Linked DNA regions of Homo sapiens: region 1 is linked to region 2. A link is an interaction called in ENCODE POLR2A ChIA-PET data of the cell type or tissue named here. Cell type or tissue: MCF 10A. All regions are shown on one strand. Each heading gives the region's core, and the rest is flanking DNA. Links, peaks and the distances in the headings are about the cores only. Region 1 has its middle 23 kb from the start of ANO6. Region 2 overlaps ANO6 (anoctamin 6).

Evidence for each region. Peaks named below come from ENCODE experiments on the same cell type or tissue, not always from the same donor. Only the 100,000 strongest peaks of a DNase experiment are listed, where the experiment ranks them.
Region 1: POLR2A ChIA-PET joins it to region 2 with 5 read pairs; 2 of 35 experiments call an interaction of 5 or more read pairs at or near these places.

Annotation. Positions count from the first base shown.
Region 1 is chr12:45,190,567-45,195,955 of GRCh38, forward strand. It overlaps the pseudogene PLEKHA8P1. Among named protein-coding and RNA genes, the nearest start is that of ANO6, 23 kb to the right of the region's middle. In MCF 10A, for the core only: no CTCF peak of the experiment used is centred there; no DNase peak of the experiment used is centred there.
Region 2 is chr12:45,287,756-45,293,144 of GRCh38, forward strand. The region is part of intron 1 of ANO6 (anoctamin 6); the gene reads left to right. Among named protein-coding and RNA genes, the nearest start is that of ANO6, 74 kb to the left of the region's middle. In MCF 10A, for the core only: no CTCF peak of the experiment used is centred there; a DNase peak (open chromatin) is centred at 2,636.

The sequences.
Region 1 (5,389 bases), core at 271-5,270, 97 kb before region 2:
AGCTATGCCAGAGACTAACTGTTTTAGTGTTCATTGTGACCTTATGTTTACTAATTAGTAGAATCTCCTAAGTTTCAGCTGGGCACAGCACTACTCAGCCATAAGCTACATTTCCCAGCCTCGCTTGCAGCTAGATGGGGCCATGCAGCTAAGTTCAGGTTAGCAGGATGTAATTTGAAAGGATTTCCACAATTTGGGGGCATCTACTTTGAGACAAAGCTACTTGCCTTGAATATTGTCTTTCCCCCTTCCCATAGGCTGAAACATGACTATGATGGTGACCTAGCTTTGGCCATGCAGGAGATGACAGTGGCAAGAGAAGGAAAATCTGGGTTTCAGATCGACATCATGGAGCAGAGCTGCGCCAACAACCTGAAATGCATGCTCACAGTGGCCTGTTAAGAGGGACAGAAATATAAACATTAATGAATGAAACCACTATATTTCGCAGTCTCTTTATTACAGCAGTTCAGACTATAACCTTGAAAATATCCTTGCTATGTGCCCTTTGTGTTTAACCCCTCAGAATCTCAGTTTCCTCTTCTGTAAACTGGGGATAATTTCTACCACACATCCACGATGTTGAAGACTAAATGAGAAAACCAGAACCTCACACGAGAGGTGCCCAATGAATACAGCTGATCCACCAACAAGATTCTCCAGTAAATCTCCAATGTCTAGCACAGTGCCCAGCACATAGTATGCCCTCAATAAATATTTATTGAAAGAACAACTACTCAGCCACAGGCCAATCAGAGTGGAAGTTGTAAGTGCCCAGAAATCCTGAGTGATAACACTCCTATTGTGAGGATTAATTGATGCCACATATGTGAAAGTCCTTAGCAAATGCATGACTCATACGTAGTAAGGCACTCAAATAAAAGTTTTCATCAGACTGTAAGCTTCTTGAGGATGAGTTCTGTGTCTTGTTCACCACTATGTCCCAAGTGAACAGCCCACAGTAAGAGTAAGTAAATATTTGTTGCATGAGGAGAACATTGATATACAATGGGTGAGCTATTTTTATCCCCATCAGGTATCTTCTTCCCACACAAAAGAAGGAAATTGACATACAAAAGTTAAGCAATTTGCCCAAGTTGACACAGCTTCTAAGTAGCATAGTAAAGACTTAAGCTAAGTTTACCCTTACTAGGTTCATATTTGGAGATCTTCTAATTTTCAACCTAGGTAGATACTCTTTTTTCTTTTTCTTTTCTTTTTTTTTTTTGAGACATAGTTTCACTCTTGATCTTGTCACCCAGACTGGAGTGCAATGGCGTGATCTTGGCTCACTGCAACCTCCACTTCCCGGGTTCAAGCAATTCTTCTGCCTCAGCCTCCTGAGTAACTGGGATTACAGGCGCCCGCCACCATGCCCAGCTAGTTTTTGTATTTTTAGTAGAGACGGGGTTTCACCATGTTGGTCAGGCTGGTCTCAAACTCCTGACCTCAGGTGATCTACCCACCTTGGCCTCCCAAAGTGCTGGGATTACAGGTGTGAGCCACCGTGCCCGGCCGATACTCTTTTTCTAGAGCAGACTTTAAGACAAGTATGAGGAGAGAATTGAAAAGAGGAAGCTGAGTTGGAATGTTTTCTCTCATTTTACAGATTTGCTTAGCACATAATATGAGGGTATACTCAGTGCTTAGCAAATCTGTAAAATACATAACCCTACAGCAGGGAACATTCTTCCCATTCCTTGCTTCTTAGAGGGCCTACACTGTTTAAAAGCATCTCCTCTCATTTTTTCCTCCTATTTATGTATAACTAGACCTTTTGGATCCCTATGGAAAAACAATTCAACAACTTTTTTTAAAGACTCATTGTTAAGTGACCAGATTAACAAATATTCACCCTTTAGCCTTGGGTAGTATTTATATCACAGAAGAGATAAAAGGAGAAGCCACCAGCATGGCTATCATGTTCTTACTCTAGCTGATTTGAAATGCCCTTTACACTTTCATCTTAACTACCAAAACAATAGATGAGTCACTGATCCTCAGCAAGATAAGTCACTGTTCTTCAGCGAGGGGATAAGCAGAACTAGTTCTCCTATCAGGATGAGGAGTTAATTATAAATGGTTTGGTTAGAGTGGGCTTGAGGAAATGCTGATGGGGGCAGGGTTCTTCTCTCTAGTGTATCCTCCCTCCCCGTTATCATTCTATAAACAGTTACTACTTTTAGAGGTGTATTGTTTTTAACAACTGTTTGATAATGAAGATACTGGCTGATTCCGTTTTAAGGTAGATGCTTTTGCAGGGATATTTTTAAATTAAAAAAAAAAAACAAAACAGGTAAGGATGAAAAGTTCCAGGTGAGAACAATGGCCCCTTTATAGCCTTTTTCTCTGTTTAGATTCAGAAATGCTGTCTCTATGGTATCCCTGGACTGCTTGCTGGCCTTTGAAAAATGGAAACCTATAAGTGATCGTCCTTCCATATTGCTTCTCGGGACCCACTGACCCCAATAAAATAAATTGATATTTATTTGTATTATATATTACATGTGTCCATGTGTTTGAGTGTGTGTATTTCCAGGTTTAGAAAGTTTGTACAAGTATTACCTGTAAATACTGTATTTGGTCTGAGACATCTATGAGGACATTTAATTTTTTTTCTGTCTTCATTCTTTCTTTTTAACCACTTTCTTCTCTTACCACTCATTAGTCTTTTTTTCTAACCTGATACACAAAGGTGGATATTGTTTAATGTGGCCATTTAGAAACCATGTCAGTTATCTTCCTGCCCTCTCTTCCGCCCCTGAATATGGGGAAGAAAGAGGCTCTGAAGGTTTGCTATCCTGGGTATAAGTATATGGACTCCCCTTTGTGAGAAGCTGTAGCCATGAAAGACAGAATCTGCCTTCCACCCAAGGTGGTTCCCTGGGGCCATGATTGCCTTTCCACATGGATGCTTTACACCTATGTGGAAAACAAGGCCACCCGACATTTACCCCAATGGTGGTAAAATACATAGGTGAGGAAGACCTCTGCCCCATACAGCCTTCCCTCACCTGAACTTCCTGTGAATTCTGAGGTCTGGACTAGGTCCTGATAGAAAAAAAAGAAAAAGGTCGAGTGTGGTAGCTCACGCCTGTAATCCCCGCACTTTGGGAGGCCGAGGCAGGTGGATCATGAGGTCAAGAGATCGAGATCATCCTGGCCAACATGGTGAAACCCCGTCTCTACTAAAAATACAAAAATTAGCTGGGCGTGGTGGCATGTGCCTGTAGTTGCAGCTACACGGGAGGCTGAGGCAGGAGAATCACTTGAACCCGGGAGGTGGACGTTGCAGTGAGCCGAGATCGCATCACTGCATGACAGCCTGGCGACAGAGCAAGACTCTGTCTAAAAAAAAGAAAAAAAAAAAAACCTTCTCAAAATAAAAAGGGAACAAAGGTGCATTTGAGAAGAGGGAGAATTTGGAGATGGACCAGGGTTTAAATTGTTGACTTAGTGAACAGAGGGGAAAAAATATTATGATGCTAGCAGCCTTTTCTGGAATTTCCAGACCTTTGGTAAAAATCCTAAGCCTTTTTTCTGTGTATGAGACATAGGAGTAGCAGGGAGGTGCAGGTAGGTGCAGCCAGGAGAGAAGAGGGAAAGGATGCAGATTTACGTCAGAGAGATTCCTTGTGAAGAAGTAACCATGTGACTTCTTCCTTTCACATCCAGTTTTTTTTTTTTGTATTTTTTTTTTTTTTTTTTTAGACAGAGTTTCACTCTTGTTGCCCAGGATGGAATGCAATGGCATGATCTCAGCTCACTGCAGCCGCCACCTCCTGGGTTCAAGAGATTCTCCTACCTCAGCCTCCCGAGTAGCTGGGATTACAGGCATGCACCACCACATTCGGCTAATTTTGTATTTTTAGTAGAGATGGGGTTTCTCCATGTTGGTCAGGCTGGTGTCGAACTCCCGACCTCAGGTGATCCACCCGCTTTGGCCTGCCAAAGTGCTGGGATTACAGCCATGAGCCACTACACCTGGCCTCACACCCAGTTTTAAAATATAGTCAATCTTCTGCTTGGAGGGTGGAGGAGCTATGATAGTACCAAGGGGCTAGTAAAACCAAATTAGGCTAAACATGGGTACAGCATGGATGTAAAATGAACTCCCTTAGTAATAATTACAATGTATACACAGAAAGATAATAATCATTCTCAAAAGTCATTCAAAAGTATAAAAACAATACATTAATGATTGTTTAGGAATACCATACCTTACATAAATTAGTGGGAGAAAAACTAATTATTGGTTAAAAAAAAAAACAGTCCATTATAATTATGTTTTTTAAGCTGAGCTTTCATTCCTGGGATCGAAATGAAAACACAATAGCCCCATTGCCTGCACAGTTCTTTCCTGCACTCAACAGCAGGGTTAGAATCCACAACCCGCTCTCAGGCTCCTTCCCCACAGCAGTCAGAGACAGTGTTCCCAGCGGGAAGGGACATCACACATCTGATTGTCAATGCAGAGGTGGCCCCACTGTACAATCTGGTTCAACTTTGCCAGTAAAAAAATAATGAATGGTTTCTCAGTTGCAATGGACTCCCAGGCTGCAAATCATGTAACCTGAGCATGGCCAGATGAACCAAGTGTGATCGATTTGTGCCCTGGAGCCAGCCAGAATGAAAAAGTCAACCACGCGCAGAACGTAGATACCAGGATAAAGAAATGGGGACCAAATTAAGAAGGAAGGGGTAACCTATTTTGTTGCAGTAGGAACTTAAAAACCAAGGACCCAACACCATTTTGTTGCATGACCCAATCAGATCATGCCTCCTTGCATTTCCCTGTCTCCCTCATAGTTACTCTCTGCCTATGAAACCTGCCCCTAGAACCAGCTCGGGGAGACAGATTTGATTGAGCATTGCTTCCTGTCTCCTTGCCGGTCAAACTTACAATAAAGCTTTTTCTTTTCTTAAAAATTGGTGCCATAGTACTGGCTTCTGTGTGCATCAGGAAGCAAGCCTATTGCTCGGTAACAGTACTTTGCAATAAGCACCATGTGGCATCCATGCATGGCTGCATTGTCCAGTCAAATGAGACAACTTCCTATGTGTTTACAGATTTTTAAGGCCAGGCGCGGTGGCTCACGCCTGTAATCCCAGCACTGTGGGATGCCAAGGCAGGCGGATAGCTTGAGGTCAGGAGTTCAAGACCAGCCTGGCCAACATGGCAAAACCCCATCTCTACTGAAAATACAAAAATTAGCTGGGTGTGGTGGCGTGCGCCTGTAATCCCAGCTACTCAGGAGGCTGAGGCACGAGAATTGCTTGAACCTGGGAGGTGGAGGTTGCAGTGAACCAAGATAGTGCCACTGTACTCCAGAGTGAGACTGTCTCAAAAGAAAAAAAAACGATTAAAAAAATTTTTTTACACATATAT
Region 2 (5,389 bases), core at 141-5,140:
GTAGATATGCTAAAACTGGGATGCTTCTTGATGTGTTGGTCTTCTGTTCATTGTGGAAAATTTGGAAAACGTCAAGTATTAAAATATTAAAGATCACCTGACATCCCACTACTCCTTATCCTTTTGCTTACATTTTTTTAACCCCATATAAGTCTTAGATCATATAAAACATAACAATTTTTAAAATTATATACCCTTTAGTTTATTGGAAAATGGCTTATGGCAAGGGGGAGAGTTAAAGTAGAGGTAAGATGATAAAAGCCCCAGCACCACGAGAGTCCCCTCCACCCGTCAGATGGTCGTTATGGACTGAAGCCTCAGAAGAGCTCTCCCTAAAGGACAGCAGAGCATGTAGTAGGTCTCATTCCTGCTCACCCATCTAGGTGTTAGAAAGCACCTACTGCCTGGTACAGCCTAGCCTACAACAGCTAAAGGATTATTTTTTTAAAGCTACACTTTTTTGTGTGTGGTGGTGCAATACACATAATCTAAAACTTACCATTTTAACCATTAAGTGTATAGTTCAGCACTTAAAAGCATTAAGTACATTCACATTGTTGTGCAACCATCACCACCATCCATCTCCAGAATCATTTTCATCTTGAAAAAGGTTGTTACTGAAACTACCAATTAAACAATAACTCCCCATTCCCCCTTCTCCTGGCAACCTCCATTCTACTTTCTGTCTCTGTGAATATGACTATTCTAAGTACTTCATATATGTGGAATCCTACATTCTTTGTCCTTTTGTGACTGGTTTATGTTGCTTAGCCTGATGTCCTCAAGATTAATCTATGTTGTAGTATATGTTTGAATTTTCTTCCTTTTTAAAGCTGAATAATACTCCATTATGTTTTATTACCCATTTCATCAGTCAGTGGACACTTGAATTGCTATTGTAAATGTTGCTATGAACATGGATGTCCAAATATTTGTTAGAGCTCCTACTTCTAATTCTTTTGGGTATATATTATAATACATAACTTTTTTGTTTGTTTGTTTTGTTTTGTTTGACGGAGTCTCACTCTGTCGCCCAGGCTGGAGTGCAGTGGCACTATCGCAGCTCACTGCAAGCTCCACCTCCTGGGTTCAAGCCATCCTCCTGCCTCAGCCTCCCGAGTAGCTGGGACTACAGGCGCCTGCCACCACGCCCGGCTAATTTTTGTATTTTTTTTTTAGTAGAGACAGGGTTTCACCGTGTTAGCCAGTAATATATAACATTTTATAATCTACTTTTTCACATAGAGATATATTGCTGAAATTTTCTGTCATGAATATTCTATAAATTATTTTAAATAATTGCATTATATACAGTCATATAGCTGTACCCTAATTGATTTAAGCAATCAAGTATTTCCTAGTAGAATTATAAGATCAAAGGGTATGAATTATTTTTATTTTATTATTATTATTACTTTTTTTTTTTTTTTGGACATGGTCTGACTCTGTTTCCCAGGCTCAAGTGCAGGGGTGCAATCTCAGCTCACTGCAACCTCCACCTCCCAGATTCAAGCTATTCTCCTGCCTCACCTTCCTGAGTAGCTCGGATTACAGGTGCCTGCCACCACACCTGGCTAATTTTTGTATTTTTTCAGTAGAGATGGGGTTTCACCATTTTGGTCAGGCTGATCTTGACCTCAGGTGATCCACCCGCCTTGGCCTCCCAAAGTACTGGGATTACAGGTGTGAGCCACTGTGCCCAGCCGGGTGTGAATAATTTTAAAGCTTTTGCTATACTCACCAAATTGCTACCCAAAAAGCTTATACCACCCCACACTGCCAGTGTGTTTATTCCCAGCATCTTTGCTAATATTAGATATTAATGACTATTTTCTGTTCATTTGGATAATTAAAAGTAGTATATCAATTCTGATTTTCCTTTTATCCAAATTTAGGATTTACTTTCTGAGTTAGAGTTTATTTGTAGCTGATTACTGGGGGAAATACTAATTTGGTAAATACTCAATTTGTGAGATGATTAGAGGAAATGAGACCCTATGGGGTCTTTCCCTTTTCCAGTCAATTAGTTTTTCATTTGAAGGTAATTGGCCAACCTTTTGCTCTGTGTGTATATGACAAGCAGCTGTACTGAGGTTTTGTGTAATCTGTTATTGGGTGCTGAATATATTCGTAGTTATTACAGGCTCACAATTCCTTAGAATTCAAACATCCATAAAGTGCTGAAAAAAATTTTTTTGGTAATTCCTTTGGTTATAAAACCTGACAGAGCTGAACTCATTTGATGTAGATATCTGACCTCAACCAACACAAGACCATTTACATTTTTCATTATCCTCCCCCTCAAATGAATATTTATATTATCTGGCTGCAAAATATGAATGTGTTTGGGTAAGGCATGCTGTTCCAGACTTCACTGGGGGTGCATTAGTAATAGAGACAATATATACATGTAAAATTTTTTTTTTTTTAATTCTGAAAAATTCTGAATTCTGAAACACTAGGTTTTGGCATCACAGGTTTTGGATAAGGTCATGTGAACCTATAGCGGCTTTTTTTTTCCTTTCATTTTTATGTTCTCATTCCTTCTAGGCAGCAAAAACTGGTTTTGAAATCAGGCCTACTCTGATAGGTTAAGCATGAAGTTATGACTCAAATGTACTTGGAGCTGAAAGACAATAGGAATTTAAAAGTGGTGTCTTCTTTCATCCCCAGGCCATGTGCAATCACTATAATCTGGGAACTGACAGGTCAGCGACTAGAACCAAGTTTCAGCTAAGCCACAACCAGTTGCAAACCCAGGATAATGTTGAACTGAGAGCCTGAGGGTCTTAGGAGACCTGAACCAGTTAGACTGTGAAGCAATAGTAGTAGTGTTCCAAGATGTTATTGGAACATATTTCTACAATTAATACTGTTTGCCATTTATAGAATATCAGCTGTCTAAACCAGGCTTTTAAAATACCAAATTGGCAAAATTAAATAATATTACTCTTCAGCTATCTATTTTTAATGGTAAATCTAAGTTTTTAAAAGTCTGTTTATTAAATGCTAAAAGTTGCAGAAATGAAAAAGCAGATCCACAATTTCATATGAGATGGCAAGTTGTCCAAATACCAAAACAATTCTGAAAAAGAATAAAGTCAGAGGATTCATGGGTTCTGATTTCAAAACTTAATGACAAAGCTACAGTGATCAAAATAGTGTGGTCTTGGGTACAGATAGATATATAGACTAATGGAATAGAATCAAGAGTCCAGAAATAAACCCACATGTCAATGGCCCAACTGGTTTTTGAAAAGCGTGCCAGATACACTCAATGAGGAAAGAAGAGTCTCTTCAACAAATGGTGCTGCAGCAACTGGATTTCCACATGCGAAAAGAGCAACGTTCAATCCCACCTCACATCACAGACAAAAATTAACTCAAAATGGATTAACCCACGTGCAAGAGCTAAATTCATGAAGAAAACATAAGGGAATAACTGTTGGGCATGGTGGTGCATGCCTGTAATCCCAGCTACTCAGGAGGTTGAGGCAGGAAAATCGCTTGAATCCAGGAGGCGGAGGTTGCGGTGAGCCAAGATCGCGCCATTGCACTCCAGCCTGGGCAACAAGAGTGAAACTCCGTCTCAAAAAAAAAAAAAAAAAAAAAAACACAAAGGAAAATCTTTATGACCTGGATTTGGCAGTAGATTCTTAGATATAACATCAAAAACATGAACAAAAAAAAAATTAAAAATAGATAACGGGACTTGAGAAAATTAAAAATTTTTGTGCATCAAGGGATATTAAAAAAGTGAAGGCAGCTTACAGAATGGGAGAAATATTTGGAAATCATGTATCTGATAAGTCTTTAATATCCAGAATATATAAATAACTCCTGAACACAGCAAAAAGACAGACTCAGTTGGAAAATAGGCAAAGGACTTGAGCATTTTTGATGTTTTTCCAAAAGAATATGTACAGATATCTAATAGCACAGGAGGGAATGCTCAACATCATTCACCATTAGGGAAGTGAAAATCAAAACCACAATACCACTTTACACCTACCGGGATGGCTACTATTTTTTTTTTTAATCAAATAAGAGCACACAAAATAGTAAGTGTTGGTGAGTATGTAGAGAAATTAGAACCCTCATACATTGCTGATGGGACTGTAAAATGGTGCAGGCATTGTGAAAACAATTTGGCAATTCCTTAAAAAGCAAACATAATTATCGTACGATCCACAGTTCCAAATCCTAGATATACACCCAAAAGAATTGAAAACAGGGACTCAGATACTTGTATAACAGTGCTCGTTGCAGCATTATTCACAATAGCCAAAAGGTGGAAACAACACCCGTGTCCATCCACAGATGAATGGGGTAAATACAGCGTAGTATATCTGTACAACGAAGTATTATTCTGTCATAGAAAGGAACAAAGTTCTGATATATGCTACAACTTGGATATAACTTGAAAACATTATACTAAGTGAAATAAGCCAGAAACAAAAGGACAAATATTGTATAACTCTATTTATATGAAATATATTAAATAGGCAAATTCATAGAGATAGAAAAAAGATTAGAGATAACTAGGGACTGGGGAAAAGGGGAAGGGGAAATGGGGAATTCGTGCTTAATGGTTAGAGTTTCTGGGGTGATCAGAAACATTTTGGAAATAGTGGTGATGGCTGTGCAACATTGTGAATGTAATTATTGCCACTGAATTATATATTTTAAATGGCTAAAGTGGCAAACTTTATGCTTATATATTACGTTACTGCAATAAATTTTTTTAAGATGGTAAGAGAACTAATGAATTCACAGTGAATCTGATAGGTTTGCAGTGTACATTGAGTTTTTCTATAAAAGCATTAGGTAATCCAGTTGTGTGTGAGAATCAGTAATGTGATAGTTGTTTCCAGCTCTTCCAAAGGACGCATGTTTAACTTCTAGATGTATTTTTAGAGCTGAACTGTTGGGGCAGAGGAGGCTTGTAGGAATAGGGGAAGAGTTCATAAGCAGAGCTGAAACAACACCAAACATGGAAATGTTACAAGGTGGAGAAATTGTGCTTACTGAAACTCTTCTCAGAAATATTGCTGTTTGTGGATGATAGAAATCTTCAGAGTTGTCACTTAAGGTAGAGGTAGGAGGGTAAGAAGCGTCAAGGACTCACCGAATTGTCCATTCCCCCTTTTGTTCTGCTGTGGAATGTTTTGTGCTGCTGGTAAGAACATGTTCCTATTTGGTGAGTTGCTGGAACAGTGAGCAGTGGGCAGAGTGCCGGGGAGGCTCCTTTTTTATAAATATTGTCCAAATATTTGATGAGTATTTGGTCTTGAAGGGACACTGTATTATTAGTCTGCTTTGTGTGTGTGTCACAGTATGGTGCAGTGCAATATGGTTCTGGAAATAGAAGCACTCTCTTATTATCTAA